Regions from separate parts of the Mus musculus genome. Here regions 1, 2, 3, 4, 6 and 7 are each linked to region 5. The links are chromatin loops, found by intact Hi-C in ENCODE. Cell type or tissue: heart. All regions are shown on one strand. Region 1 holds the start of Eif4e (eukaryotic translation initiation factor 4E). Region 2 has its middle 85 kb from the start of 4930425O10Rik. Region 3 overlaps Tspan5 (tetraspanin 5). Region 4 overlaps Tspan5 (tetraspanin 5). Region 5 holds the start of Tspan5 (tetraspanin 5). Region 6 holds the start of Rap1gds1 (RAP1, GTP-GDP dissociation stimulator 1). Region 7 overlaps Tspan5 (tetraspanin 5).

What was found. A loop is a pair of places that touch in the nucleus more often than their neighbours do. Peaks named below come from ENCODE experiments on the same cell type or tissue, not always from the same donor. Only the 100,000 strongest peaks of a DNase experiment are listed, where the experiment ranks them.
Region 1: a loop joins it to region 5, with 2.7 times the contacts of the local background. A loop is called at or near these places in 7 of 42 quality-filtered maps.
Region 2: a loop joins it to region 5, with 2.3 times the contacts of the local background. A loop is called at or near these places in 5 of 42 quality-filtered maps.
Region 3: it touches region 5 in a loop (2.0-fold over the local background); 8 of 42 quality-filtered maps call a loop at or near these places.
Region 4: a loop joins it to region 5, with 4 times the contacts of the local background. A loop is called at or near these places in 6 of 42 quality-filtered maps.
Region 6: a loop joins it to region 5, with 5 times the contacts of the local background. A loop is called at or near these places in 10 of 42 quality-filtered maps.
Region 7: it touches region 5 in a loop (2.7-fold over the local background); 6 of 42 quality-filtered maps call a loop at or near these places.

What each region holds. Positions count from the first base shown.
Region 1 is chr3:138,525,260-138,529,259 of GRCm38, reverse strand. It overlaps Eif4e (eukaryotic translation initiation factor 4E), which reads right to left and starts at 3,069. Exons shown (of 8, transcript NM_007917.4): 1 at 2,966-3,069; 2 at 1,946-1,992. The coding sequence starts at 1,963. It overlaps Mir1956 (microRNA 1956), which reads right to left and starts at 2,839; the gene lies at 2,775-2,839. In heart, a CTCF peak has its summit at 2,081; DNase peaks (open chromatin) are centred at 1,299, 2,029 and 2,609; H3K4me3 peaks cover 3,043 bases; H3K27ac peaks cover 2,276 bases.
Region 2 is chr3:138,640,340-138,644,339 of GRCm38, reverse strand. No RefSeq gene overlaps it. Among named protein-coding and RNA genes, the nearest start is that of 4930425O10Rik, 85 kb to the left of the region's middle. In heart, a CTCF peak has its summit at 2,120 (motif pointing left); no DNase peak of the experiment used is centred here; H3K4me3 peaks cover 665 bases; H3K27ac peaks cover 364 bases; H3K27me3 peaks cover 313 bases.
Region 3 is chr3:138,813,339-138,817,338 of GRCm38, reverse strand. The region is part of intron 1 of Tspan5 (tetraspanin 5); the gene reads right to left. Among named protein-coding and RNA genes, the nearest start is that of Tspan5, 73 kb to the right of the region's middle. In heart, no CTCF peak of the experiment used is centred here; a DNase peak (open chromatin) is centred at 1,668.
Region 4 is chr3:138,818,979-138,822,978 of GRCm38, reverse strand. All of the region lies in intron 1 of Tspan5 (tetraspanin 5), which reads right to left. Among named protein-coding and RNA genes, the nearest start is that of Tspan5, 79 kb to the right of the region's middle. In heart, no CTCF peak of the experiment used is centred here; no DNase peak of the experiment used is centred here; H3K27ac peaks cover 602 bases.
Region 5 is chr3:138,740,529-138,744,528 of GRCm38, reverse strand. It overlaps Tspan5 (tetraspanin 5), which reads right to left and starts at 2,321. Exons shown (of 8, transcript NM_019571.5): 1 at 1,869-2,321. The coding sequence starts at 1,949. In heart, no CTCF peak of the experiment used is centred here; DNase peaks (open chromatin) are centred at 1,348, 1,758 and 2,378; H3K4me3 peaks cover 2,656 bases; H3K27ac peaks cover 2,039 bases; H3K27me3 peaks cover 1,052 bases.
Region 6 is chr3:139,073,839-139,077,838 of GRCm38, reverse strand. It overlaps Rap1gds1 (RAP1, GTP-GDP dissociation stimulator 1), which reads left to right and starts at 2,638. Exons shown (of 15, transcript NM_001040690.2): 1 at 2,638-2,803. The coding sequence starts at 2,800. In heart, no CTCF peak of the experiment used is centred here; DNase peaks (open chromatin) are centred at 2,408 and 2,888; H3K4me3 peaks cover 2,662 bases; H3K27ac peaks cover 2,466 bases.
Region 7 is chr3:138,834,666-138,838,665 of GRCm38, reverse strand. The region is part of intron 1 of Tspan5 (tetraspanin 5); the gene reads right to left. Among named protein-coding and RNA genes, the nearest start is that of Tspan5, 94 kb to the right of the region's middle. In heart, a CTCF peak has its summit at 1,529; no DNase peak of the experiment used is centred here.

The DNA of each region.
Region 1 (4,000 bases), 220 kb after region 5:
CACTATCCACATCAACCCTGCCATCACTAGGAAGAGTATTTCACCTCTGACCCAGACACTGACGAGGAACAAAGCACAGACCACATTTAATATAACTTTGTATCCTAGATATCACTCTGTACCCACCCAAAACTATCAGCAACTCCTAAGTACTGACTCAGAACAAAATCCAATGACTACATTGTGGCTTTAGCACAATCCAAGACTTAAGTGGAACTGAGATGTCATAGAACACATTGCTGTTTATTGCTTAGCTTTGCCTCTATTATTATCTGTAATATTTTCCTCTAACACTGGTAGAGAAAAGTAGAAGATTCAATCAGGAGACAGGAGAACTTGTCAAGAGTCTAGGTTACATTTAAATGCTTCCCCTCTTGCTCTTACATTGATATTCTAAAGTTAATTTCACCAACAACTTATGATGCAGTTTTGCAAAATGCCAGGAAAACTGATGTCAATAAAGAACAAGTAAATCATGTCTCCACTCCCAAAAAGTTGTCTTGAATTTTGCCAAGATAAGGCCATTTTGCAAACATATCAAATTATTCATATTCAGTCTATCGGTGAGTTTTAAAACATCTGGCAAAGGTGTTCTACAGAGGTTTCTGGTTGCTAGTCTATGCCTTTATGCGCCTGAGACTTTCACACATGTGTGACATTCCTTAAAAAAAAAAAAAAAAACCTGCGATGGATGGCCAGTGAGCCAGCTGCTGGCAAACCCAAACCATGACAGAAGAAAAAAAAAAAAAAAAAATCACCACCTTCGGGCTACCGGAGTTACGCCGTGATGCTCTATGTGCATCTTGCTTCAATTAATTTCAAAATAGCGCTTTCATTAAGAGGGAAGCAGTATAAAGTTAAGAAGGAAACATCAAATGGAAAAGCAAATGCTGATGAGCTTAAGTGATGGTTCGAGAAAAGCGCCTGAATCTCGATCCTCGGGACTCTAAAAGCTGTCCTCTGACCTCCACTCGCAAGTCGCGGCTCGCGCCACTGCCCCCACCATGCTTTAAAAAAAAATGTTTTTTCTTTTAATTTAAGAAAAGGTAATCTTGAAAGTTCCTATTTCTAAAATTAAGTGTTCGTTGGCTATCTCCCAGACGATCTGGTGGTGGCTTAAGAGCGGAAGAATCTACCCGGTCCTCGGAGGCGTGCGCGCTGCGCCCCGAGGATGAATGAATGGAAAGCCCGGCGCGTGTGAAATGCAGGTCTCCGGCCAGCCGACCCGCGGCGGCGATCTGTAGGCCTCGCTCCTCCCCCTTCCCTCCTCCATGACAGCCCCGTCCCGGCGTGGAGGGGCCAGGACAATGTGATCCCCACCTCAGCCGGCCCCTGTCCCCGGCGCCGGGAGGTGCGCGACACGACCCCTGAGCATGCTCCCCTACTCAACGCCACGGCCCCCGGCTCCCCGCGGGACGCGCCCGCCCAGCTCCCGCGCGCCCACCGGTGGGCTCCGCCAGCCCACCCTCCTCCGCAGCTCCAGAGCGCGGCCCGCACGAGGACCCCCGGCGGCGGGTCGCCGGCGACGGCGAGGCGCCGCTGCCTCGGGCTCCCTCTCCGGCTCTCTCGGGCCGGCTCGCCGCCCACCAGCCACGGTGCCCGCTAGGAGCCGCCCGCCCCACGCCCCCCCGAGACCCCGGGACCCCACGCCGATCCCCGCGCCCGTGTCCCGAGCCGCCCTCCGCCCGCCGCATCGCGGCCCCGCGCGGCGCCCCTCCCCCCACCGCCCCGGTGCCCGGGCCCCCACACGGCGTGTGCGCTCCACGCTGCCGCCGCCAGCCTCCCGGCGCCGAGGCTGCCCGCCGAAGGTCAGGCCGGGGGCGGGCAGGGACCGGACGCGGCGGGAGGCGCCGTGCGCGCCGGTAACGCCGTCCTGCGGGAGTCCCTGAGCGGAGGAAGCCGGAGCGCGGGGAGCTCGGGGGTGGGGGCCGAAGGCAATACTCACCGGTTCCACAGTCGCCATCTTAGATCGATCTGATCGCACAACCGCTCCTGAAGGGGGGGCGAGAGGAAAAAAATGAGATTCAAACCGGATTGGCCGGCTCCTGCCCACGTGACGGACGTGTCCGTTTGGCCCTAGCGGCGCCTGCGCAAGACTGCAGCTGCTTGGGGAAGGAGAGGCTTCTGGGAAGTGGAGTCTTTTTTTTTTTTTTTTTTTTTTTTTTTCTTAAGGCAAGAAGTTTTTTTTTTTCTTCCAAAAAAAAAAAAAGTGATCACGTGGTCGCTGGCGAGGGTGCGTGGCTCCCGGCGCCGCGGGCGCTTCCTGCCGAGTTGGATTTAGGCCTCTGCTGGGCAGCGGGCAGAGCTCCGGTTGCACTCACTGCGGGGCATTCCTGCTGTGCCTTCTGTCGCCCAGTCCTCCCATCTTTCCTAGAAGGTTGAGAACTGCAGGCTCAGCACACGCAAGAAGGCTTCATTTGCTTAGCTGAGGTCCTAAGACAAGTTGCTTTTTATTTAGTTTTTCTTTTCGCCTCCCACCATTTTCTCTTGGTTTCTGAAAGAGGCGGCGATGGAGAGTCGTTGATGTGGTCTGCGTCTCCCCAGTCCCCGGTCCACTAACGCGGGTGGTCCCTTGCTACCATCGCTGCCCAAGCGGGTGGGCGGGCTTGCCCCACGGTACCCTCTCACTCGTTTGGGGAAGGGGAGTGCACGCGTCGGCTTTTCCTGTTCCCAGTCCTGAGATGAAGGCGTCAGGGGTGAATCTTGCTGGACGTGAAAGTTTGGAAGTTCTGTCCAATCGGTTCCAGTATTCTGCTTGGACGTGGACGGAAATAGCCTACGTCCAGGTGCCAGCCAGGGAAGCCACTCGGGGCTCCGCTGACTCAGCCCTGGACTGAAGGTCAGGAGTCGTTAAACCGGGTCAACTATGACTCTTGACGTTGACTCATACTCCTTAGGCGAGTGACTTAATACGCTCAGTGCCTCAACTTTTTCATTTATGAACCAAAGATGATAATACACTTACCTCACAAGGGTGTGCTGTGGTAAGGACTGTAACCAGCTTTGAAAACGCTTCGGAATCTAGAAGCAAGCGCGTGCCTTCCTTAAGGACCAGCTCCCTCCGCCTCCGCTGCTGTTTTAGCAATCTTGCTTCTTGACCCTGGGTCTTTTGAAGCGCAGGATGGCCTTGAACTTGAGGTATAGGGGAGGATGGCCTTGAACTGTCGATCCTCCTGCTTCCACCTCCCCCCCACAAAGTATCGGGATTACTGGCGCGTGCTGGGCGTGGGGGTGGGTTGGGAGAGCACTTTTTTGCTGAGATAGGGATGGAACTCAGGGCTTCCTGAGCGCTAGGCAAGCACTCTACCAACTGAGCTATATCCCCAAGCCTTAACAGTGTCTTAAAATTTTCTTTTCTTTACTTTGTTGCGTACACCGATGCAGTTTTAAAGGGAATGTAGCTGCTCTCAACAGAAACTTCGTGTTCATGAACTTATGTTCATAACAACTAACAAACAGAACTGGCATGCTACATTTTCTTCTAAGTTACCAGGCCGTCAAAGCACTGTTGGGTAAAGTTCCTAATGAGGGAGCCAGGATCTCATGGCTTCCACGCAGCTTAAAAATGTTACCGCCAGGAAAAGCAGTGTAAGCAGGCTATCTCGTGTCTGCCTCTCCATGGCATTGCTGTTGTCCAGAGCTGTGTCATAGCTATTATTGAGTACATAATGGATGCTTGGGTTGACTAACACATAATTGAGGCTGTGTAAGAACTCAAAGCCAGTGCCTGCTCGTGTTTTTGTTTACCAGGATGGCAGAAGTGATTTTAAACGAAAGCTTCTGTTTAAGTTGGCGTGAGTAGATTCTCAAGTAGACATAGCTCTATGAACTAAACACATAGGTGAATTTCTATGTACAAATCTGTTAACACTAACCAAAGTAATTATAATTGACCCCTTATTTTCTGTTGTCTGTAAAGTGATGTCTGGTTAATTTCTATGAGAAGACAGCATTAGGGTGCTGAGTTGTAGCTCAGTTGATAGAGTGTTCATCCAGCCTA
Region 2 (4,000 bases), 100 kb after region 5:
TCTGGAGACAGCAGCTACGGGATGGCGAGCTAGCAAGAGGCAAGGCGGACCGCCCAGCCTAATGGGCCTCCTCCAGCGCTGGAAACTCGCATCCCATTTCTCTTAGGCAACAGAGAAGGCAAAAGACACAGTGATCCTAAAGAGCGGCCCTTCTAAGCCACAGTGAATTCCCTAGGACAAACAACTTTTGGGCCGTTGGACGGCTCAGTGAGTGGGTAAAGGTGCTCAGCGCCCTGCCAGACATCAGGGTGGGGGAAAACATCATTTACAAGTTGTCCTCCGGGCGTCGCAGGCCTCTGAGCTCTCTTCCGCCCATTCATACCCGTAGTCCGTGGGTCTTTGGAGCCTGAAATCCGTGAACAGTCGGACCAGAAGAGAGACTGCACCGCTCGTGAATGAAGCTCGTGAGATATTTGATGATATTGACTCATGAAAACTAACTGTTGAATGGAACACAGGTCGGTGGAACAATCACAGGTGTAGATGTCAGTGTGAATACGCACCTTAGAGCTGTGGAAATGACCCTGAAGAACAGAGAACCTGAACGGTTGGAAACATTGAGTACTCCAGGCAGTAACATCCAGCTTACCCCTGGATACACACGTTGTCTTCTGATCTCTAATATGTAGGCCATGGCCTGTGCACCACATACATGTACAAATACATAGATGAATATTTAAAACTTAAAGAAAACCAGCTTTGTCAGGGTGACAACATGCCCACAATTCCAGCACTTCGAAGTGGAGGGAGAAGGACCAGCAGTTCAAGGCTAGCCTCAGCTACATGGTGAGATTGAGGTAGGCCTGGGCTACATGGAAAAAAAACAAAATAAAACAAAAAACAAACAAAAACCCAGAAAGAGAGCTTTGTTGATCTATGCTCAGGAATAAGGCATAAACAATGATTTAAATATTTAACACATTACTTCTACAAAAAAAGAAAAGAAAAGGCAAAGAAAATGGAAAGAAAAGCAAAATCTAGTGACTAAGTTGTGGGTGGCAGTAGAGAGTGGCAACTATACCTGCTCCAGGCCGACTTGTTGGAAGAGAATACAGATGCTAAAAGGAAAGGCTCTTTTCTCTACAGCAGACGCGGTGGGCCCTGGAGCTGCACTGGAAAAGTCTGAGCAAGAGAGGGCAGACAGAACCTGTCCCAGCTTTCTTATGACTTCCAAGCAGCCCAGAAGGGGATTTACGGGGGGGGGGGGGGGAGAAGGGAGAGAGAAAGAGAGGGGGGAGAGAAGGACAGAGGAAACACGCCCCACCCCCACTACTCACTCCCATCCCCCCCAAAAAACCCTCAACAGAACCTTTAGTTTAAGATTGCGGCTGAGGCCACCAGGGAAGCAAGACATTGAGCCACACACTAGACCAACACTGGTCAAGGGCCCCAGGCAAAGTGGAGGAAGCAGTTAAGAAGGAGAAATAAACAAATTAACTTGTCAGAGCCATCCAATTAGACAGGCCTAATGAAATAGATCCTTGCATAATAAAGTAGCATTTAGAGGGAGTGGCCATGACCATGTTTGTGATTTTATTCAGACTCCTGCTCAAAGATGCGACAAAGGTGATCACAGGCTAGCACAATACACACAACAGTGTCATGTTGGAATCATGTTGGAATATCCAACACATTACAGTAATCCTAAATATGTATTGTGCTGTTTTAAACCAGTGGTTCCAGGTACTCAAGTCCCTTTCAGGGTTCCCCCCCCATTAATAATATTAAACGCATTTTTGCCTGTTTTAGTTCCATGGTTTTGCATATAGAGTTCTCCAAAGGCAGCAAGTCTCTTAATGCCATCGTTGTTCCAAGAGCTGGTGAGAGCTACACTTACATATGTGTGTGTACATACATACCTACATGTATATATGTGTGTATTTGTAAGTATACATATATGCATATATATGTAAGTATACATATGTATGTATGTATGTATGCATGATACATGTAGATGTATGTAAACAGTCCAGTGGGGGCTGAAGCGAGAGCTCAGCAGTTAACAGTGTATGCTTTCAGTCTCTTTCAGAGGACTGAAGTGCAATTTCCAGCACCAGCATCAGAAGGCTCACAACTAGCTGTAACTCTAATTCCAAGGGATCTGTCTCCCTCTTCTGGCCTCTGTAGGCACTGCACTCACATGCACACCCCAAGCTCAGGCACCCATGTGCACACAATTTTTAAAACTTAAAAACATTCAAATGTTAGTTATAATATGCAAGTATTGAGAGACTTTATCCCATGAACAAAGCCTTTGGAGTCCTCAATAATTTAATAGCTTAAAGGAGCCTTAAAACCAAAAATTCTGAGAACTCAGGCCTGGGAAAACCTAAGTGAAATTGTACTACTTACTACACTCAGTAATAAACTTAGCATTGGAGTGCAGAGGACTTCATTTTTGTGAAAACGTTTAACGTAATTGGGTTAAGTTTACTTGAAAATTTAAAATTCAGTCATATTCAAATATGATTTTGAAAGTTATCAATCATGTGTTATAATTTATAAGTATCTAAGAAGAAAACAACTTTCCAACTATAAAATAACCCAGTTTTTAGATATTTAGTAATGCAGTATTAAAATTAAGGTATGTGCAACTTAGGTATATTTTGAGTAGAATATTTAAATTTTAATCCAGAAGTATTTACTAACAATCAGCCATAATGAGGTTTAAAACATATTCCTTACAAGCTGAGGAATTGCTATCTATAGAAATAAGCATGAAATGAAGACAAAAATTGTATGAAATAAATAGATAATTATTTACTAATTATATTTTTACTTCATTACTCTTTTTCTGTTTTTCTTTTGTGTATGAATGCATTGTCTCTGCTTATGTCTATACAACATGTGCATTCCTGGTGCCAAGGAGTCCAGAAGAGAGCATTAAATCCCCAGAACTGGAGCCTAGGACAGTTGTGAGCCACCATGTGGGTGCTGGGAACCGAACCCAGATCCCATGCAAGAGCAGCAAGTGCTTAGCCATCTCCTCAGACCCATTTTATCACTCCTATAAAAACGACTAACCCACCATTAGAATTGCTATAAATGTACAGTAATAAATTACACAGTTGCTTTTTGAAGTTTTATATACATATAAAACCCACAGCCCGACCTCAGGTTTCCAGTGTCATCAGAGTAAAGGTGGACTTTGTACATGATCTACCTGTGAGGAGTAACTAGACATTCCTTCTAAAACACAAGATGAGGGCTCCGTAGCACGTGCTTGCCTGGGCCTTGGAAGATAGGGCGGCCCATACACACTCAGAGTTTCACATAATGATCTTCTAAAACAATTTTCATATTTCTACACGGCATGTAGGTTAATTGAACCATAGGGAGAATCAGCCTTAATCATCCATCTGCTTAGGCTGGGCTTGGGCTCTGTCCCAGGCTGGGATGCATCAGAACCTGCAATGTCTCATAGACATGAAGTAAACAAGATGGGGGTCTGAAATACCCTGGAGGGGTGAGTGCATACAAGATCGGGGTTGGTTTTGTTATGTTTTTTAGCATAAACTAATAAGTTAATATATAGACTTTTTTATTTTATGTGCATGTTTTGTCTACATGTATGTCTCTGTACCAGGCACACGCGTGGTGCCCATATGGACTAGAAAGGACATACAGATGTTGGATCCTATGGAGCTGGAATTACAGACTGTTATTAACTCACCGTGTGAATGCTAGGACTTGAGTGTAGGCCTTAGTGAAGAGCACCCCATGTTCTTTACCAATGAGCCATCTCTCAAGCCCTTATATATCCACTTTAAAAATAAGGAAATTATAAAGAATAACATACCTTTAGGTCATCTACAGTCCACTGTCCAGCATGAGCTACCTTAAGATGCAGGGGACATATCTTTCTGGTTTGTTTTGTTGTGTTTGAACATGCACACATGCCCAGTTACATACCCTTCTAAGCTGGGATGGCAGCATAGATTCTGTTATACTCCGTGTTTCTGTTATCCTGTGACACCTTTGCACTTGAAGTGAAATCGGA
Region 3 (4,000 bases), 73 kb before region 5:
CCTCAATCACTGGGTAGGAAAAACAGTAGGGAAAATATAGCTGAGAGCACTGCATGGTGGGTATTTTAAAAATGCAGACAAACAGCAAGAAGTAGAAACACAGTCTTGATTGGAGAGCTATGTCTAGCCTACATCTTTCTCTCTCACCCTTATTCACCACTTATCTCAGTATAATTTCCTTGCTGTCTCCGCAGAAGACTTGAAGATTGGGAGAAAATATTTCAACTATGCTCCTCAGACCCTTGGCCTCTGGTGTGCAGCTTGTTGAGCACACACTTCAGTGGTCCATACTGAGGGTTACCATGGGTCTGCCTGAAACATTTTCTTACTATAGTTACTATGGGAATTTGGCTAAAGATGGTTCTTACTTTATTGTATTCTATATATATTACAAAGCATCTACTTTATTCCATATGTATTACAAAGTATCCACTTTATTCCACATATAATATATAAATATATTACAAAGCATCCACATTATTCCATATATATTACAAAGTATCTACTTTATTCCATATATAATATATAAATATATTACAAAGTATCCACTTTATTCTGTATATATTACAAAGTATCCACTTTACAAGGCCCTCTGACTCCCCTCAAAAGGATCATTTATTTTGTAGTAAGAACTTGACTGTGTATTCCTTTTTAAAAATGAATACAAAAAAAAGTCTTTTTGCTCTTCTACCTTCCCTTTTTGAATTAACCCAATCTACTAAATACAATGAACCAACAACAACAAAATACCCAATCAGAGATGAGGATACAGGGAACAGCACCAAGGAACTAATCTTTCTGTGAGTCCTCAGTGCTACTACCTGTGCCCTCAATCAGGTTTAAGACCTCTCACCAGGGCACCTTTGCTCTTGTATAGACCTCCCACCTTGTCACAGTCATACCCCATCTCCTAAGAACTGAGCCCAACTTCCCTGTGAGGGATACATGCACTTCCTCACCTAATGAATCCTTGAGAAGACCAAGGACCTGGCCTCTCAAGGCCTGGAACCAAACCATCTAAACCAACCAACCAGCATATAGAAAGTTCCTGCAGCTCGGTCAGAATGCATCTGCCCACATCCCTAATTCTAACAGATTCTAGTCTGATGACTACTTTCAAACCAGGGGCTCTTTACAAAGCAACAAACTTAAGTATAAAAAGCAATCTGGCCAGACAGTCCCAACAAAATCTAAGTTAGCCAGCTAACCAGGGGAGAGATGAGATAGCATATATTGCATGAAGAGGGGAGCTTTCCAGAGACGGAGGTCACAGTGTCTTAGAGGTGGCCATGGGCCATCAGAGCCCTTGTAGGGCTGGCAAATACGACTCCAGAGAAGGACTCCAACCCACTGTGCTGGGCTATTTCTCAAATTTATAATATTAGTAAAACTATTCTAAAAGCACTATTAAGCTATTAGTAGCACCTTTTCATAGTTTCTCAATCATATAAGTAAAAACATACATGTACTGTGGCTTTGTGAGATGTAAGAAAGTTAACACTGAAACAGGAATCCTGTGTGTAAAGCACTCCTGGTAGAGCCAAGCTGAACACCAATCGGACCTAAATTTAAACCATGGCCACACCCCTTAGGTTGAACCTATGTAACAGGATGGACAGGAAACCACCCACCATTCAGGCTGCTGGCCAGGAACAAGCCTGGCTCCTGACCATCTCCTCAGCTGAGTCAGTTGGCTCATTCAGTTCAAAAACAAGTCTACATCAGAGAGTGGGACTGGAGACATTGCAAACATTACAATGAGCCCCTAATCTGTTCTCAAGGACAGGGTGGGACCAGCCATCAGAGCCCATGACCAATGCACACCGGGCCCACGTGGCATGCCTACAAACTGGGGAGGAAAAAGGTTGGGTTGCAGTTTTAATGGACCCCTCCCTTACCTCTGCAAACACAAAGCCCTGTCACAGGCAGAGAACAGACTGGGCCCCTCGTCCTTGTGAAGCAACCCTCGTGGAAGGAGACACTCAATAATGAAACTTAAAACAAAACCTGTACTGCAGATAGTTAAAAGGCCAGTGAAGAAAAATCTAAATGAGAAAGAGGAAGCATGAAGGAGGAGTGGGTGACGGCGACCTTGAACATGCTGACACAGGATTGGACAGGAAGGAGCCAGGGCAGAACTCTGAGGGGTGACCTGCCCACCTTGCTCATCCAAAGCCTGACACAGTGCTCTGACAACCTGCTTTCTGATGGCAGAGACACGGGAAACATCCCATTCCGAGTGAGTACAAGAAGGTTGACACAGGTCATCTCCCCCAAGGCAACAGCCCCTAGCATGACGACTTTGGTGATCTGTTAGCTGCTAGGGGGCTGGATCCAGAGCCTTACACACACTAGCCCTCCAGTGTGCCACTGGGCTACACCCTACCCTGACCTGAAGGTTTGTCTTATTCTGTGAATTTCCTGCCGTTCTTTGTTCTTTTGGCCTGGAAGATCAAGATGCAAATGGAAACTCAATATAACTATGTTCCCTCGGGTAGCACCTTCCCTCATTCACCTGGCACATGTTTACCTGGTGTGACAATAAACAGTTCAGATTGTCACCTTGTGAGTAAGAACCATGCCACAAAAGCAGTGATTTGTTTAAAGAATGTCGCCCACTGCATAATTAGCCTATAGGTTGCCATCTGTCTACAAGTCCTCCGAAAACTAACCATATGTTGTTTTTGTCTGGGCTGATCCAGTCACCCACCCTTCCCCCAGAGGAAAGGATACACATTCTTTCCTGTGAGGGAAGGAGTCTCGGAGGATACACACCAATGCGCCTCTACCCTCTTTCCTTTCATTAGAGATGTCTCCTTTGTTCTGTCCCTGGGTTGGCCATGGCTATCAACCCAAACAACACTAACAATTTCTACAAAGTTCTGAAGGGGACCTGGAGACGCTGAGGAGTACACAGACATTAAATCCACAATTGAGTTTGTCCTCGTAAGGTCTGACCTGGAAGTACAAGGAAAAACACCCTTAAGAAAATACATCTCGAAAGGCAGCGGTGGCGCACGCCTTTAATCCCAGCACTTGGGAGGCAGAGGCAGGTGGATTTCTGAGTTCGAGGCCAGCCTGGTCTACAGAGGGAGTTCCAGGACAGCCAGGGCTACACAGAGAAACCCTGCCTCTCGTGGGAGCAGGGGTGGGGGGAACCACTTGTTGAAAAAAAGAAAAGACAAAACATCACAGGAACGCCTTTCCTCACCAACATCTACCGCAGCTTAAAAGGCCACGTGGAGAAAGAGCAGCTTCCAAAGCCCAGGGCGTCCACTCTCGCACAGCTCACAACTAGAAATGAATTTAAATCATCACTTCAAATGGTGTGGAAACACCCATGTAATATGCTTTGATTGACAAGACTGAGAATTCTCCAACTGTTAAATACTGATCTCATCTCTCCCACCAACGACCAAGGTGCAGCATCAGTACCGACCATTCTGGACCTCAGGCTGGCTTGTCTTACTCTTTTAAGCAAAATGTGAGTGGTGATCATCTCCAAAGTGCGCCTGTGACTTAAAATAATCCTGCAGCAAACACAAAAGCACTTTGGTACCTTAAGAACACGGGCTCTCGGGGCATCAGTGGACCATTAACACAGCTTCTGGGTGTGGAGATAGCAGTTCTTCAACAACTGGGTCCCTTAGGGCAGCACTGAATTAATCTGACCCACGGTGTACAGACTCGAGCATAAATCATAGTTACAGAACTGGCCCGATGTCATCATTTTCAAAGGCCGTGAGTTTCCGCCAAGGCAAATGGTCCACTCAGCCTGGGAAAGTATGCGTCCAATGGAACTGAATGGTGCAGAAAGGACGGCTTTAGCTTTCCACCTCTCTTAATTCATTAATCCCTAAGGTAATCCTTGTCACCCTGAACAGCCAACCTCTCAAACCTTTAAAGGTGTAGCCTGTATTTCTGCCTCCTCACTGAAGTTGAACTGACGTCTACCACGGCCATCCTGAGGTATCAACAGTTAACAATGGGCAGACTCCAC
Region 4 (4,000 bases), 78 kb before region 5:
CAAGTGGGCTTCAGTGGCCGAAGGGAAACCCAGAAAAGCACTTAGGTTTCAGTGAGAAAGACAGGGCAGGGCCTGGGTCAAAGGAAAAGATGGAGAGTGGGGGGGCTGGGGTCTGCTCTGGGGAAATGGAGAGAAAGCCTCACGGTTCAGGGAGCTGGCTGGAGGGTGGGGGATGGAAAGACAAAAACACTCACTGACAGCCTGACCAGTACCCATATATGATAACAGGGGACATGCTCTCATGCAAGTTGTCCTCTGACCTTTACAACCTTGCCATACATGCTAAATGTAATTAAAAAAAAAAAATTAAGAGAAGCATCAGCCACACTCTGGTTCCTGAAATCTACACTTGCAATGCGGAACTCTTTCTAGGGTCAGCGGAGGCAGGCGGCTCACAGAACTGCAGCGGAGCGAGAGCTACAGGTACTAACTGCATTCTGTGCTGAGTGGGCCCTGCATGTTTCTCAAGTGGCTGGGCACAGTGGTAAAGGAGGGGCGAGGATCAGCCCAAGCAAGCTTCCCAGGAGAACGACATGCTCAACGGACAGACCTTGGCTTAGGAATAAGGCAGTAGCCACAACCCCATGGACAGACCACAGCAGAGGCTACAGCCACGTGGGGCTTCAGTGTCGGGCTGGAGCCCAGCTGCAGCAGGCCCTGGAAAGAAAGATGCCATAGAGGAGAGGAGGAGGTGAGGGCCAGAGCCAGTGAAGAGGGTGACAAATTGGTGCTCTGGTGTCACAAGCAGCAGGCTTGTTTCCTCCTGGGAGCTGAGGATGTTAGAGGCTTTTACAGGGGAAGCCCAGCTGCTGGGAGGCAGACAGGCAGCATGTGTGCACTGCACCTTCCTCTCAAAGCCTAGGATTCTGTTACTACCAGGCCAGCAGGGGCAGGGCAGCTCAGACTAAGAAGCTGTGGTATCAGGGACCGGAGGGAGGTATGACCTCTGTCAGGCACAGAGCACACTGGATGGCAGACGCAAGCCTGAGGAATATATTCCCTGAAGACCAATAAGCATGCCTTGGCTTCCAGCAGAGGCCAAACTCTGCAGAGGGCTGCTGTAGAGACAGCTGTGTGCAGCTGGTACCAAGTGCAGGGAACCTGTGGGCTCCTGGCTGGGGCAGAAACAGTGTTATCCCCAGGAGCTCCCTGACAGTGACAAGCCCTTGAAAAATGAGTGACTGGCAAATGATTTATGTATAGCAGAAATCTGTCCTCTGAGTCTCTTCACTCCCAGACCAAAGTTCCAACAAGGAGAACCAGCTGAGTCTCCATCACTGGCTAGGGCCATGAGGGTGCAGGAGAATGAAGAGGAGCCACCACTGCCCGGGTGTCCATCCACTGAAGAGTGGAAAATGACAACATGGAGCGTAGAAACAATGGAATTTATGCAATCACCGGGAAGAAGAAATTGTGGATGTGAAAGAGAAAATAGATGGAACTGGAAATTACTATATTAAATACTGTAACCCAGGCTCAGAAAGACAAAAACATGTTCCCATATGCAAATTCTAGCTTCATATGAGTGTGCACGTGTGCGTGTGAGCGTGCGTGTGTGTGTGTGTGTGTGTGTGTATGTGTGTGTGTGTGTGTGTGTCTGTGTGTGTCTGTGTGTGTCTGTGTGTGTCTGTGAATGAGTAGAGATGGAGGCCCCTTTCTAAAGGGGTCCAGGAGAGAGGGAAGGAGGCTATGAGGGAAAGGGTGGAAGAGGAAAATAGAACATGTGATACTAAAGAGTGACGGGATGGAGAAAGGAGGGGCACCCAAAACTAATTATGTATAAAATTTTCATAAAGAATCCAGTTACTTTGTAAGCTAAAAAGCTTGAAGGGCACTCTCGGTCCTCAAGGGGCTTAGTGCCATTCAGGTCACTGTGGGTGGCCTCTGACAGTGGCTAGTCATCCATCAATTAAACAACACAAACCAGCATTGTTTATAGCAAACACACACATACACACACACACAAACTAGAAGAAAATGTCCTGACAAAACCGGGCGTGCTCACAGCCTCTGAGTCACAATATTAAAGAGGAGTCATGTATTATATAATAATCTTTCTGTCAGCTGGCCAAATATACAAAAGTAGTCTGAGGGGCCCACCGTCTAGTGGCAATGGGGCCATCTTGGTTTACGTAAGTGCACTGTGTTTGAACAGTGAACTCACGTAACTATTCATTTCTCAGAGCATCCATGCTGGTAGAAACACCTTCCTATATATCCATCCTGCTGCTGTAAGACGTAGTAAGAAGTCTGAATAATAGCTGATGTGTTGAGAATGGCAGGGGAGGGGGATCTGTTTACAAAGAATTTTTTTATACAATCCTCTAGGAACCTTATGAAGCCTGTTTTGCAGGGAGCCAAAGAGTTTAGCCAACTTGTGCCAAGCAACACAGCATGGCTCTTGGGTCACAACAGATGGGTCTGCTTCTAGAATATCCTTGAGTACCTCGGGAGTTCAGAGATGACAGGCAGGGAGAGGGCGTGAAGGAAAGTACCGCCTGGGGCAGAGAGACAGAGATGCAGAAACGGGCTGGGCTCACACCAAGAGGACAGGCAGGTCAACCAGGAGTGTAGCTGGGTGCACTAGAGGGCACTGGGCATTCAGAGCAGAGGAAAAGGGTACCCAGGCGGTTCTAACCAGACTGAGATTCTGGGCTTCACCATCCTCACCTGTAAAGCAGGGCTAACAACACAGCGTTGCATATGAAGCAGTTGAGAGCAGTGGTAGCTTGAACTCGGAAATTCTTTTGATTTCAGAATTCTTGCATAGACTTTATGGACTGAATAACCCTAACCTGAAAATCCAAGGAGCCTCAGATTTCAATGTCCCTCTCTAAGACGACTAAATGAAGCGCGTACAAAGTGCTCAGACTTCAGGATAAAGCTGTGACCCGGGAGCATCCTGTACCTTTAAGGACGGTGGAAAGTGTCCAGATGGGTTTTTAGAGCTCAGGACACCTCATCAGAGACAGATGGTAGATTGTGATGGGACCAGGCCCCTTTCTAAAATGGAGAAGAGTAGAGGGAAGAAAAAAAAAAAAGGCTGGCTGACTCTGAAAGGCTGACCAAGAAAATCAGGCAAAGAAAAATGGAATGCCATCTCTAAAATTATGGCCTTAACAGCTTTTAAGGAAATAAGATAGGGGAACAGGGCACAGTGGGGTTTTGAAATGAGAAAAAAAAAAAAAGTCTTCTGCTCTCAGAGATGAACTCTGAGAACCAGATGTGCAACAACCCCTCTCAACACACCTATCAAGTTAAAAGTTCTAAGTCTAAGGGTAAAAAAGGGGCTTAGCCTTTCTTTCTTTCTTTCTTTTTTTTTTTTTTTTGTTTTGGTTTTTTGTTTGTTTGTTTGTTTGTTTGTTTTCGAGACAGGGTTTCTCTGTGTAGCCCTGGCTGTCCTGGAACTAACTCTGTAGACCAGGCTGGCCTGGAACTCAGAAATTCACCTGCCTCTGCCTCCCATGTGCTGGGATTAAAGGCGTGCGCCACCACTGCCCGGAGGCCTTTCTTAAGCAAAGAGAGACAGAGAAGAACAATGGCCTTACGCTCAGACTAGCATTCCTAGAGAAAGGGTCATGGGCAACATCAGGATCCACAGTGGACACTGACAGCAGCCAAAGCCAACTTGCACAGTGCCACACTGGAGGCCTCCTGGTCATGAAGGAGACACTGTGGACTTAAGCTGGATGCCTACTGACCCTGGACTTCTCTATCTTTATTCTCAGGGGCCAACAGAGCATCTGACTTTGATCTGGCTCCTCCAGGGACCTGGCAAACAGTAGGAGACTGTGTACTGATTTGTCATTCCTGCACCAAGACTCCCAGGCCACAGAAGGGAACTAGAGACAGCATGAGCCTGGCCTGAGTCAGGCTAGGATCTGGTTTTATGCAGCCATGTCCTGAGGGGGTTATCAGGATGAAGAAATCAGCCCTTTTTATGTTCAGAGTAGAGCTTAGACGGCTGAGGGGCACAAGGTACCAAGGACAAGCAGTAATG
Region 5 (4,000 bases):
TCCTTTTTATTTCCCTCTCACTCCCCGCTCTGAAACTGCAGAGAAAGCCCGTGGGTGCTTTTTGTTGCCTGGTAGCTGAAATGTGCAACTTTTGGAAGTGTTGGAGCAGAAAGAAGAGGCCCGGGTGAACCACCCCTGCAGCCCCATGTGACGGCCCTTGCCTCTCTTGCCTCTCATAGTTCAAGGCAATCAGAATACTTCAATGGGAAGCATGCCTAGCCACCACTTTTAAACATTTCCAGAAAGGGTCCAGGAGAGAAGAAAAAAAAAAAAAAAAAAGAAGGAAAGAAAGAAACGCATTTCCTCTTGCTCTGTTTGCAGCAGGGGGGCAGGGGTGGGGAGTTGCTCCCAGAAACCATATATTATCACTGACAGAAAAAAAAACAAAACTACTCGTGAATGGCTGTATATGGTATTTGTTCCCACACTCCCTCATCAATCTGGTCCAGTCCTGAGGACAGATGACATGCTGACACAAAGTCCATTTCCTTTCCTTTCACAAAACACACATAGCTACTCTGAGAGAAAATAAAATAAGCTGGTAAGTGAGGGGGTGGGCAGAAGATCAGCATAACTACAACTATTCTCACAGATGTTTATGTCTACAGCAAACAGCCACAATTAAGGGGAGTCCAAATTAAAATGTCCTGGATTCAGACCACTGGATCATTGTTTACCTCGCAGAAACTTGGGGATATCCCTATGGTCCGCCACCATCTTTCCCTCCCATGGAGAGAGAGGTGCCAGGGAGGAAGGCGACCCCGGATGGAAATAGGTGGGCTGAAAAATAACACGGTCTGCCAACCAATGCCAACCAACCAACCAACCAACAAACCATTTCCCCTCTTGTCCTAGAGAACTCTTTGTCTGGTTGCTGAACACGTTTGGAAGGTCTCAGAAAAGAATCACAACAAAAGAGTAGGGTCCCAGCCTGATTACAATAGGCACCCGGCACGAGGGAGTGTCACGCAGAGCACGGTTGGGAGCCGGTTTGCAAGCCGCGGCTCACCTGCTCTGCCAGCAAAACAGGTCTTACACACCTTCTCCTTTGCATGTCTCCAAGGGTTCCGAAAACCTGTGTGTCACCCCTTTAAAAGGGGAAGACGCGAGGCACGCGCACACCGAAACATATGTTGACTGATGACTAGTTATTCCACAAGGATACACAGAGAAATAAATCCCTCCACCCTGCACGCCCACTTGGCCAGTCCATTATGCAAAGGGAGCGCTTTACTGCCGGAGAGGAGCATGCAGGACGTGTTATTTACGTGCACATTACAGAGCCACACACCACGGCATCTGCATCCTACACAAAGCCGGAGATGGTGCAAGGAGATACACGCTGAGCACGGCACAGACCAGCCGCGGCAACACCGAGCCAAGCCCTCGGCCAATCAGATCGGCGCTGGAAGGTGGATCTCGGGGTCGGCTCTGCCCGATTAGCCTGCCCCATTATGACACCACGCTCTGCCCAACATCCAGATCCCACGGGAAGCAAATCTAATCCGTGTGCTCCCTCGTTTCTCAAACTGCCGAGCCGTCCTCCCATTTGTACCCCAGCTTTTCGCGCCCCCCCCACCCCCTTAAAAAAAAAAGAAAGAAAGAAAGAAAAGAAAGAAAAAAGCCACCCCGAGGCCTGGCTGCCCCCTGCCCGGCTTGGTTCCTCTTTTCACCTCCTCCGAGTCCTGGAAAGGATGAAGTGTTTCTCTCCCCCGCGCTCGAGCCGGGAAGGCGGAAGGTAGACGCCTCTCGCCGCGACTGGGGCAGGAGCTCCGGGGGCGGCGAAAAGTAAAGCAGCGACCACGGCGGGGGACCGTCGCCCACCCATCCGCCACAGCACTTGGAAACCCAGGAGCGCTCCAACTTACCCAAAATATGACATTGAAGCCAAAAATGAAGTATTTGATGCAACAACTGACTTCAGGACCCTTGTAGTGCTTCCCGGACATCCTCTGGGTTCATGAAGACACTTGCCCCGCCAGCCCGAGTTTGGAGCCCCGGAGCACCCCGGCTCGGAGCAGCCCGGCGAGCAGTGGGGCACGCGGGGCTCAGCCGCGCGGACCGAGCAGCTCCGGCACCTCCAGCCGCGGGCCTCCGAGGCCGCCGGGGCGCGGTGGCCGCAGCCTCCGGGAAGCCTCCTCGAACCGGCACGGAGCACAAAGCGGGAGCTCCGCGTCGGTGCGCCAGGCGGCGGGTCCGGCGCTCGGTCCCCGGGCTCCGGGCAGAGGCGGCCGCGCAGATGCCGGCGGAGACGCTGCCCGCCGCCCGCTCGCGCGCCTCCCACCGCTCGCTCCTCCCGCCGCTCGCTCCGCCCGCCCCGGCCCGCAGCTCCGCCCGGCGCCTGGGTCGGCGAGGCGCGCGCGCGCTCGACTCGTGCTCGGGAGCTCCCGAGAGGCAGCCGCACGACGCAGCCGCGCCACCTCTGTCGCGGTCCGCGTGTCTCTCTGTTTCTTCGCCTCCTTTCTCCCCGACCCTTCTTCCCGAGCCCCTTGCCGCCGAGAGAGACGAGGGAACACCCCGTAGCTCACAGACCTAAAGCAGCCAGGGCAGAGGGACCGGACCCCCGTGGATGAGCTGCGGGTCCTTCTCTTGGCCACCAGCAGCTCCGGAGGGACCCTGAAAAAGAGGGTGGCTTCGGGGAGCGAGGGCTGGGTGAGCGCCCTCCTCCCAACACACACACACACACACACACACACATACACACGGTCCCCTTGCCACCTAATCACACCGACCTCCTCCTGCATTGCTATGAGGAAGAGCAGACACCTTCCTTGCCACCCAACAGCAGAACAGGCGGGCTTCGTTGAGATGTTCAAGAGGGATCTAGGCCATTAAAGAGGAGAGAATGGAGGAGTGGGTATCTCAAAGGATACTCTATCTCTCTGACTAATCCACTCTTCCCAACGGCCAAAGAAACGAATCATCCTGCAAGTGGAGGCGAGCAAGAGAAGCTGGCCCAGAGGCGTCCTGACCCAGGTCCACTTCCACACCACGAAATTTTTCTCACCTTTGATGAAACATTCTCAAAGGAACACACCTGCCTCCTAGCTCAGGAAGCGATGCAGGAGTTACATACAGGACTGTCTCCCTCTGGGAAATCCCAGTTGGGTTTATAGATGCAGGGCACTCCTGACCTCTGGGAGAGGACAGAACTGGAGAGTGGAAACTTTGAGAAGCACGGGTGAGCAGGTACCCGGCAGTTGTCTATGTACACTCTTCAGGCACTTGGCACACGGGCAGGGAAACAGATGCCAGGGTTTTGTGGGATGAGAAGAAAGGGCAGCTTAGAAGTGTGTGGCAACATCTAGGGGAACTGACTTTAGTCTTTAGACATCCATGGTAGAAAAAGATAAGAATTTCCAGAACCAGCCAGTGAGTCTGGGCCCAGAACTTTGCATGTTTAAGAGGCTCTGCAGATGATGCCATCAGGGTGGCGGTGGAGAACTTGAGGTCTCAAAGTCTTCTGCCTAGGATTTTGCTGAGTAACTTCCTCTGCCTTTTGCTCAAAATCTGCAACCTGCAGTCAAGCTCTGATAAGGCAAGAAGTTTCCTTTTTACCTGCAGTAACCTCTTTCTAGATGGACCTGGCTTTCAGGAGGCTATGTTACAATCACAGTTGCGAATCCGGGTACCCAAAAGGCAGGAGGGCCAGGAACACTACTCACTCCATACCATGTCTCTGGCAAGCAGTGGATGAAATCACCCTAGCTCCCTCCACCCAGCCCAAGCAATGGCCCCCATCGGGCTCCTTATTAACAGGAGTGACCTGACAAGCTTTACCTAAGCCTACACGTGCTGCTGTGATGCTTTCTGTATATAAATAGATCCACTGCTGCAGAACACAGGAAAAGTCAGAGCAGAGGTCTCTCTTACACTATATGGCACCTTTCAAAAAAGGACTAGAATTAAATCCAATTGATGGCTTAGCCTTATCCTTAAGTGATACCCAAGTACCCTTGCTCTCACACAGACATGGTTTCTCCTTTCACCACCACTCCCC
Region 6 (4,000 bases), 330 kb before region 5:
TGGATGAAATGGTATAGAAGGGCTCCTCACACAGGTAACTTTGAACTCAGAGGTTCTCAGCCTTCCTAATGCTGCCACCCATTAAAACAGTTCCTCATGTTGTATATAGGCCCTCATGGTGACCCCCTAATCATAAAATAATTTTGTTGCTACTTCATAATTTTATTACTGTTACAAATCATAAATTAAATACCTGTGTTTTCTGATGGTCTTAGGTGACCCCTGTTACAGGGTCATTTGACAACCCCCCCTCCCCCCACCAAGGGCCATGACCCATAGGTTGAGAATAACTGTTTTAGACAAAAATATTTTAAAAATCATTATATTCCTATAAAAGGAGAAGAAAGAATTGTGTATGTTGGCACATTCCTTAATCCTATCATTGGAGAGGCCACAGGAGAACTGATATGTTTGTGAGATCATTTGGGCTACACAGTGAGTAGGCCAGCCAGGACTATATATAGCAAGACCACACTTCAAAAACAAAACAAAACAAAACAAAACAAAACAACCCAAGAGGCATTACATCATTCCTTAAATGAGCCACTTCTAGGTATAGTCCAAAAGAGTCTCACTATAGTTATGTCAATGTATTGGAGTTCAACATGATCATCATGATTGCCCTGCACTGTGCCTTTAATTGGTGAGAAAGTCGAAGGGGTGGCTTGTGGATGCAAGAGGAGCACAAATGATGCTTAAACTAATGCCAGGTGGGAGGACAAAAACCCAGCTGCCTTTCCAATTTCAATGCATACATGCAAATGAAAGCTAGACATACCCTGAAATTATTGTGATATGTAATTAGCAAAGGAAGTAACAGGAAACTTAAAGCAACTTGAAACAGAGAATGTAGAAGACATTTGTGAAAATTAAGGAAAGAGAGAGAGAGAGATCAACCATGTGAAGCAATAGAAAGACCTAGCATGGTCTTTTGCAAACATTTGGGAAAAAGAAGCAGAACAAGGCACGTGCATGTTTGTAGACTTGGGGGGGGGGGTGGTCTTACTGACTGAACTGTGCCCAGCCATCGAGCAGAAATCCCTAAGACATCGGAATGTGACCTTGTTCAGAAATCAGGTCATTGCAGACACCAGAGTCAAGATTGGGAGTGGCCTTCCCGATCTTCATGACCAGTGTCCTTATAAATAAGGGAAAACTGGACACATAAGCACGTAGGGAAAATATGTGAAAGCTAGAGTCATATTGCTACAAGGCAAGGAAGAGGTACCCTCAGAAGATGTGTGGTCCTGCCCTGGTTTGTCTTCTGGGCCCCAGATGCTCAGTAATTTTGTTTGAACCCTGTGTATAGAGATTATTACAACAATCCTAACAGCCTTCTGCAAGATGAATTATAGGCAAACAGGAAGAGTAGTTTTCTTCCAAGAACGGGTGTTTAACATCTGTATCAGTCTATGCCTGAGCTGCTGTAAATAGATCACACCTGTCTTTAATTATGTTGCATTTTTATTTCAGAAAAAATCACATAAAATCCCAGTACCTAACATATCGAGATGCTCTTGTGATCTGTGCCTGTAATATTAGCGACTGGTCTGTGAGAGTCACAGATGAAGAAACAGCCCCTTCTGGCAGCAAGAGTTGCAGCTCCTCTTCCTACAGATCGCCACAGGCCTGGGATAAAGTCCAGGCAGGCAGGGGTCAGGACACGTGCAGGTCTCCTACTGTCTCTTCTTCTTCCTTCTCCCCCTCCTTCTTTTATTTTACGTTATTATTATTATTTATTTTTTTGGTTTTTCACAGGCGGATTTCTGAGTTCCAGGCCAGCTGGTCTACAAAGTGAGTTCCAGGACTGCCAGGGCTACACAGAGAAATCCTACTGCCTCTTCTTGGTGCAGAGCCCAGTCTGGGACCCCGAGCCCCGCGAGAGCATGTGGGAGCATTTCGGTCACAGTCCCCGGGCGGCTCGTCATCCACCGAGTTACCCCCGCCCGTAGGTGGACTTTCAGTGTTTCTGATCTCAGCACGTCTTTCCTCCCTGGCACAGCCGGAGTGCGGCGGACACAGCCTGTAGGGTCCCGCCCGACGGGTTAAAGGGCTTTAGGCACTGGCTCGCCGAGGGTGACCTTGCGACCGCTCTCCGCTGGACCGGCTTTCCCGCCAGCCCCGCAGGACAGCCTGATGCGCCCTGGGGACGCGCCCGCGGACATCTACGTCCTCCTGCTCCGCCACCCCGCACATGCTCGCCTGGGGCGTGCGCTGCCAGGCACGCTCCGGGCTGAGACTTCCTCCCGGGAGGCTCCGTCCCAGCAGCCCGGAGATCTGAGCCCTGCTTCCGCCCCTCGAGCAACAGCCACCGAGCTGTACCGCTCCGGTCTGTAGACGCACAGCCCCCGGCGGGCTAAGCCTCGCCGGCCGTGGGCAGGAGGCAGCACTGGCCGCACTGAGCATGCTCGGCGGAGAGGGCGGGGCGCTCGGCGGAGAGGGCGGGGCGCTCGGCCGCGCGTCGGGAGGGCGCTCCTCAGGACGGCTCGGCGCCTCCGCGCCAGCCCGCCCGCCCGCCCGCCCGCACGTTCGCTCGCTCGCTCGCTCGCAGCCGCGCCCGCCGCAGGCTGCGCCCGGCCGCCCCGCCCCGCCCCGCCCCGCCCCCCGCCGCTCGTCCCCGCCGCGGCCGCGCCGCCCGCAGCCGCAGCCGCTGCTCCTCCCCGGCGGCCGCCCCCCGCGGGTCCCTCCCTGGCTGCGGGAGACGCGGAGGTAGAGGGAGGACGCCGCCGCCGCTGAGCCGCGCCGCCCGCACCCGAACCCTTCGCCTCGCCCTGCCGGTCCTCACTCTGTGGGAGGAACATGGGTGAGTCCTGCCGGCCGTCATCGCCTGACATTTTCTTTTCTCCCCCTCGGCGTGCTGCAGGGTGGCAGTGCATCTCTCCTGCAAACTTGCCGGGGTCCCCGGGTCCGCGAGGTGCGGGGCGGCGGCCCTCCCAGGGGGAAGGCGGGCGCACGAGGGCGGCCGGGCCGGCGGGGTCGCGCACGGGGTGGGGTCGGCGGCGGGCTCCGCGCTCGCCTCCCCTCCTCCACGCTTCCTGCCGGCACCGGGCCGCGCGGGGCGTCCCCGGGGCTGGGAGGCCGCGGTGCTGCAGGCTCGGTCCCACGGCGAGCCCGACCACTTGGCGGAACTTCCTTCCCGTGGGCGCGATCGCTCCCTCCCCGGCCTGCCGACGGCCGGCGCCGGTGCGGGGAGAGCCGGCAAGTAGTTTGGGAGGGCGATGGCCAGCCGAGTGCCGAGCGGACAGTCTCCAAGGTGGAGGTGGCGACTCGCCCGCCGCCGCCGTGGGCAGCGCGAGGCTGGCGGGAGCCGCTAGCTGTTGAATTAGTGTTGGGAGACTACGGCGTGCACAGTTCCGGTCCTCAAGCGGTTTTCTGGATTTCTCCTGTAGCTGGAAACTGTGCCCTGTAACACATTGTTAAGGAATTTACATGCTGCCTGTTCTGCCCCAGCTGCCCCTGCCTAAATCTGTATAATCTGATTCTAGTTCCATTGTACTTATAGTTAATCCTAAAAGAATGGATACTTCAATGCAAATGTTTTATAAAACTGTTTATGTTTGAACGTGAGATTCTCCTCAGATATTGCCTACCTGTGCATAATTACAAAAGCACCGGATACAAATCTCTTCTGTAATTAAGGGCGAAAAGTTTCCTTTGATAGTAACAACTTAGATCATCTGTCCAGTACACGTTCCCCAGTTTGCTTCTATTCCATAATTTGCGTCTATCGTAATTTCCCCTTTTAAAAACTGGCTTCTTCGGCGTCCCTCCACACGGACTTTGCCCACTCCTTCTGGGCAAGTTATTTATGAGTGTGGTCCTTTCATCTGTCAACACAGTGCTCAATGCTTAGAGTTAGATCATGGCAATACAGAACCCTCCAGGAAGTATCAGAATCCTAGAAATGATGTGGTAGCCTTTCCCGGAAGACCAAATACTCTTAGCTTTGAGTCAGATCTTTGTCATTTAGTAGGAAGAGGACCGTTGGGGGAGAAGGAGG
Region 7 (4,000 bases), 94 kb before region 5:
TACTAAAGCAAAACAAAGGGAAAAAAGCTATTTTTAAGTCTATTACCCTTCAGAAATGACCAGTTAAGTATTTAAAGTCCAAATTATTTAGAATTTGGCATAGGATGGTGCCAAGAGGCATATATACTTCATATATACATATATACACATACATGTATATATGTGTATATATATACTATATATACATACATATACATATGTATATATACATATATACATATGTATATATACACACACGTATACATATGTAAGTATATATATATATATACACACACACACACACAACTATGTGTGTGATATAGTATATATGCTATATTAAATGGTCCAGCTAATAATTTAATGAATCAGTTCTCATCCCTTGTCGATCCTCTCTCTGGACACTGAAGCTTGGTAGGTTCTACAAGTCGGTTTCCCTTTTTCCTGTCTCTTGATGGGCAGCATGATGCTGGCGGCTCAGATGCAGCATGAAATGGCAGCTCTACGACCCAGACCTAGTGATCACTGCCTCTTACCTACCGTGCTACAGGGCTCGGCTTGGGAATACCAAGGCAGTGAGAGGCCAACCTGAGATTCTTGTAAGTACAAATGCTTAAGTATGTGTGTGCACGTGTGGTGTGTGTGTTTGTGTGTGTAAGGGGTGGGTATGCATGTTTGTATGGGTCAAGAGGCAAAGGATCATCTCTGGAGTTCTTAGAAGGCATCTTCCAGGGTGCTTAGTTGAGACAATACCTCTCACTGGCCTGGGGCTCTCCAAATAAGCTAAGCAGGCAAGTACCAGGACTCTGCGTAGCTCCACCTCCCCACACAGGCGCATAGCTCCACCTCCCCACGCAGGCTTATAAGCTTGGCTTTTTCACAAGCGTTCCAGGATTTTCCCCAAACCCAGAGATTCTTAGTCAAGTATTACACCTGCCTGTTAGAGATGTTAAACTGTCGGGATGCCAGGGGAGGCGAAGAAGGAAGCTAATCAGGAGAAAGCAAAGGCAAGGAATGGACAGAGCATTAGAACTCAGACAGACCACGGCATACGGCATTTCTAGCATGTGAGCCTGTATCCTCCATCTCCCAGAATGCACCGAGAACAGAGTCACCTCTGCTCTCTTGATTCCTCACCTCCCCAAGAGCAGCTGGAGCATGTGGCGTTCTCACGTATGCGGTGGATGTAAAATGATCCGTGACCTGTCCATTGCTACCTTTCCTGATGTACCCACATGCCGGTTAACCGACAACGGAGCCCATTTAATTAACACTACACATTTTCAGCATCTCATGTGAAAGATAAGTTCAAGGCTGTATTTTACGAACTAACATCTTAAAACGGAACAGTAAGTAAAATAACTGCCAGATAACATTGTGAGTATTAAATCGCCTAATTTTCCATCTACACGTACTAGAGTAAATTAAATAAAAGCTGAACCGATAAAATAGCATTTTAGAGTCAACTCTTTCTCTCCAAGAAGCAAGAAAATTAAAAGGTGAGGCCAAAAACACTAAAATGCATTTTAAATGTTAGGTGGCTTAAAACTGTTATCCCTAGGTGGCACTATTTCAAAAATTAGAAAAACAATTGAGAAGGCAGGGAGAGAGCTTTTCCAAATGGTCCATCTAAATCACACGATCTAGATAATGTGTGTGTGTGGGGGGGGGGGGGGGGCATGAGCATTCAGAAATAAGAAACAAGGTAATGATCTAGATTGAAAATGATATCCTTCCCCCTTTAAGACATCGTAAGAATGGACTCGCTCCATAAAAAATTATTCACACGCTTTTATGGGAGGAATGTCTCAGTGGCAAAATACACATCTTGGCATTTTCAGAGGCGGCCCCAAGTTGCTTCTAAGGACGATCATCAGTTCAGAAGGCCAAAATAAACAACAGCAGCTTAGGCAAGACAACATCAGATCCGATCTTCCAAAGAAAACGCCTAAAGCGTTTCTAAAGGGTTGGTCTCAAAATAGACCACTAGTTACACTTGATTTTTTTTCTAGTGTAAAATTCTCTTATAAAAAGAAGCACCTTGCCCCAACTCCCTAAAAAGACTTAAGGTATCTGGTTCCAAGCCAAGCATATAGCATTTTAGTAACTTTTTTTTTATTTGAAATTCATTGGGCTTGCAATATGAGCCTACTGAACCTACTGACTTAGCTGCACTCTCTTTGTTCCGGGTGTGAAACAACAGGGAGCAAGCAGACAGGAAAGTGCTTATATTCTCTCCCACACCAGCTACACAACCTGAGTTGCTGCCCCCAGGTAAACACCACTGTACAGGTCGTCGTCGTGGTCGTCATCGTCATCATCATCATCATCATCAAAGTTCACTCTAGGGCTGGGGAGTCAGCTTAGCCAGAAGATCACTTTCCTAGCAGTCATAAAGCCCTGGGCTTGGTCCCCAGCACTGTGTGGGTGCCATGGTACCCACACACTTCTCATCCCAGTACTCAAGAGGGTAACAGCAGGGATCTGAAAGTCAAGCCTGGATGTCAAGATGCTGCAGTGGCCAGCCTGACAAACCGAGTTTCATCTCTGGGAAGAAGAGAACAGACTCCTGCAAGTTGTCCTCTGATACTTACTACACATACACTGTGTATGCATGCATACACACACAATCACAAACACACACAAGCACACAAACACACACACAAGCACACAAACACACAAACACACAAGCACACAAACAATTTTTCAAAGGACTTATTTATTTTATGTATGTGAATACACTGTAACTAACTGTCTTTAGACATACCAGAAGAGGGCATAGGATCCCATTATAGATGGTTGTGAACCACCATGTAGTTGCAGGGATTTGAACTTAGGACCTCTAGAAGAGCCATCAGTGTGCTTAACCACTGAGCCATCTCTCCAGCCCCAACAATTTTTTTTTTTTAAGTTTAAGGTCATCTTCAGCTATACAGTGAGTTTGAGATCTGCTTAAATTACATGAGACCCTCTCTGGAAAAATAAAAAAAAAAAAAGATTCATTATGGACTACCTTTAAAAGTCCCATCTTAAATACAAAGCTGTCTGAAATTGCTGTATAACCTCTAGTTTATTTACAGTTTAAATTTGGTTAGGTGCCTACAGACTTTTTATACAAAATTCTGGATTTAATGAACGACACATCCTGAAGTATTCTGTTATCAAAGAGTAAATATAAACTGTGTCAAAAATGAGTATTAAATATGCATGAAAATGGGACAAAAGTTTTGGCTTAGACATGAAGGAAGGATACACAGGACAAGTCTTGCTTTCTAAGCAAGAGAAAACACATGACAAACACATATAGAAACAAATAAACATTTACCACGTACTTCCAGGCATCGGATTGAGGCGAGAATTGGGGAAAAGACCACAGGAAATACCCTGCATGCTGCACTACGTTTTAGATCACAGAGGTTGTAAGGAACAGACTGCAAGCTCCAGAACTTTCCCTGAGGCAAGATTGTAAGTGAACTTGACCTACAAAGACCGAAACAGGTGTGGCATCCAGCAAGGCCCCCATGGTAGCAGAAATGCTGCCTCCTGACCTAGGTGTTGGCTTCATGAGTCTTTTCAGTGTGAGAAAACATGTCACACATGCTCTTTTCTGAGGAGACAACACATGGGTCCCTGGACCTCTGCCCTGCTACCTACACAGCCTCACAACCTGCTGTTCTCTGTAGTCATCCAGGTCTAGTCTTCATTCCTTCACTCTCCCACTTCTCATCCACTGATCTTCTCCTAGAAGAACGGGCTAGTCTCACTAATTGAGGTTCATTTCACGTAGTGCCTCAAATAAGCCTTTTCTGGCCACTTACGACACCTTATCCGCCATGCTCAGTGGCACACAAGTCCTGTCCTACCTATTTGGGAACTGAGGTTGGAAGGCAATGGAGTAAGACCCTTGTCAAAACAAACACAAAACAGAAACCTAGCAAAAAAACTTGGAAAACCGATCCTCCCCTTTAAATAGAAAAGACCTACCACATCCTTGGAGGACGGTGATTAATTATTCTAATTAATT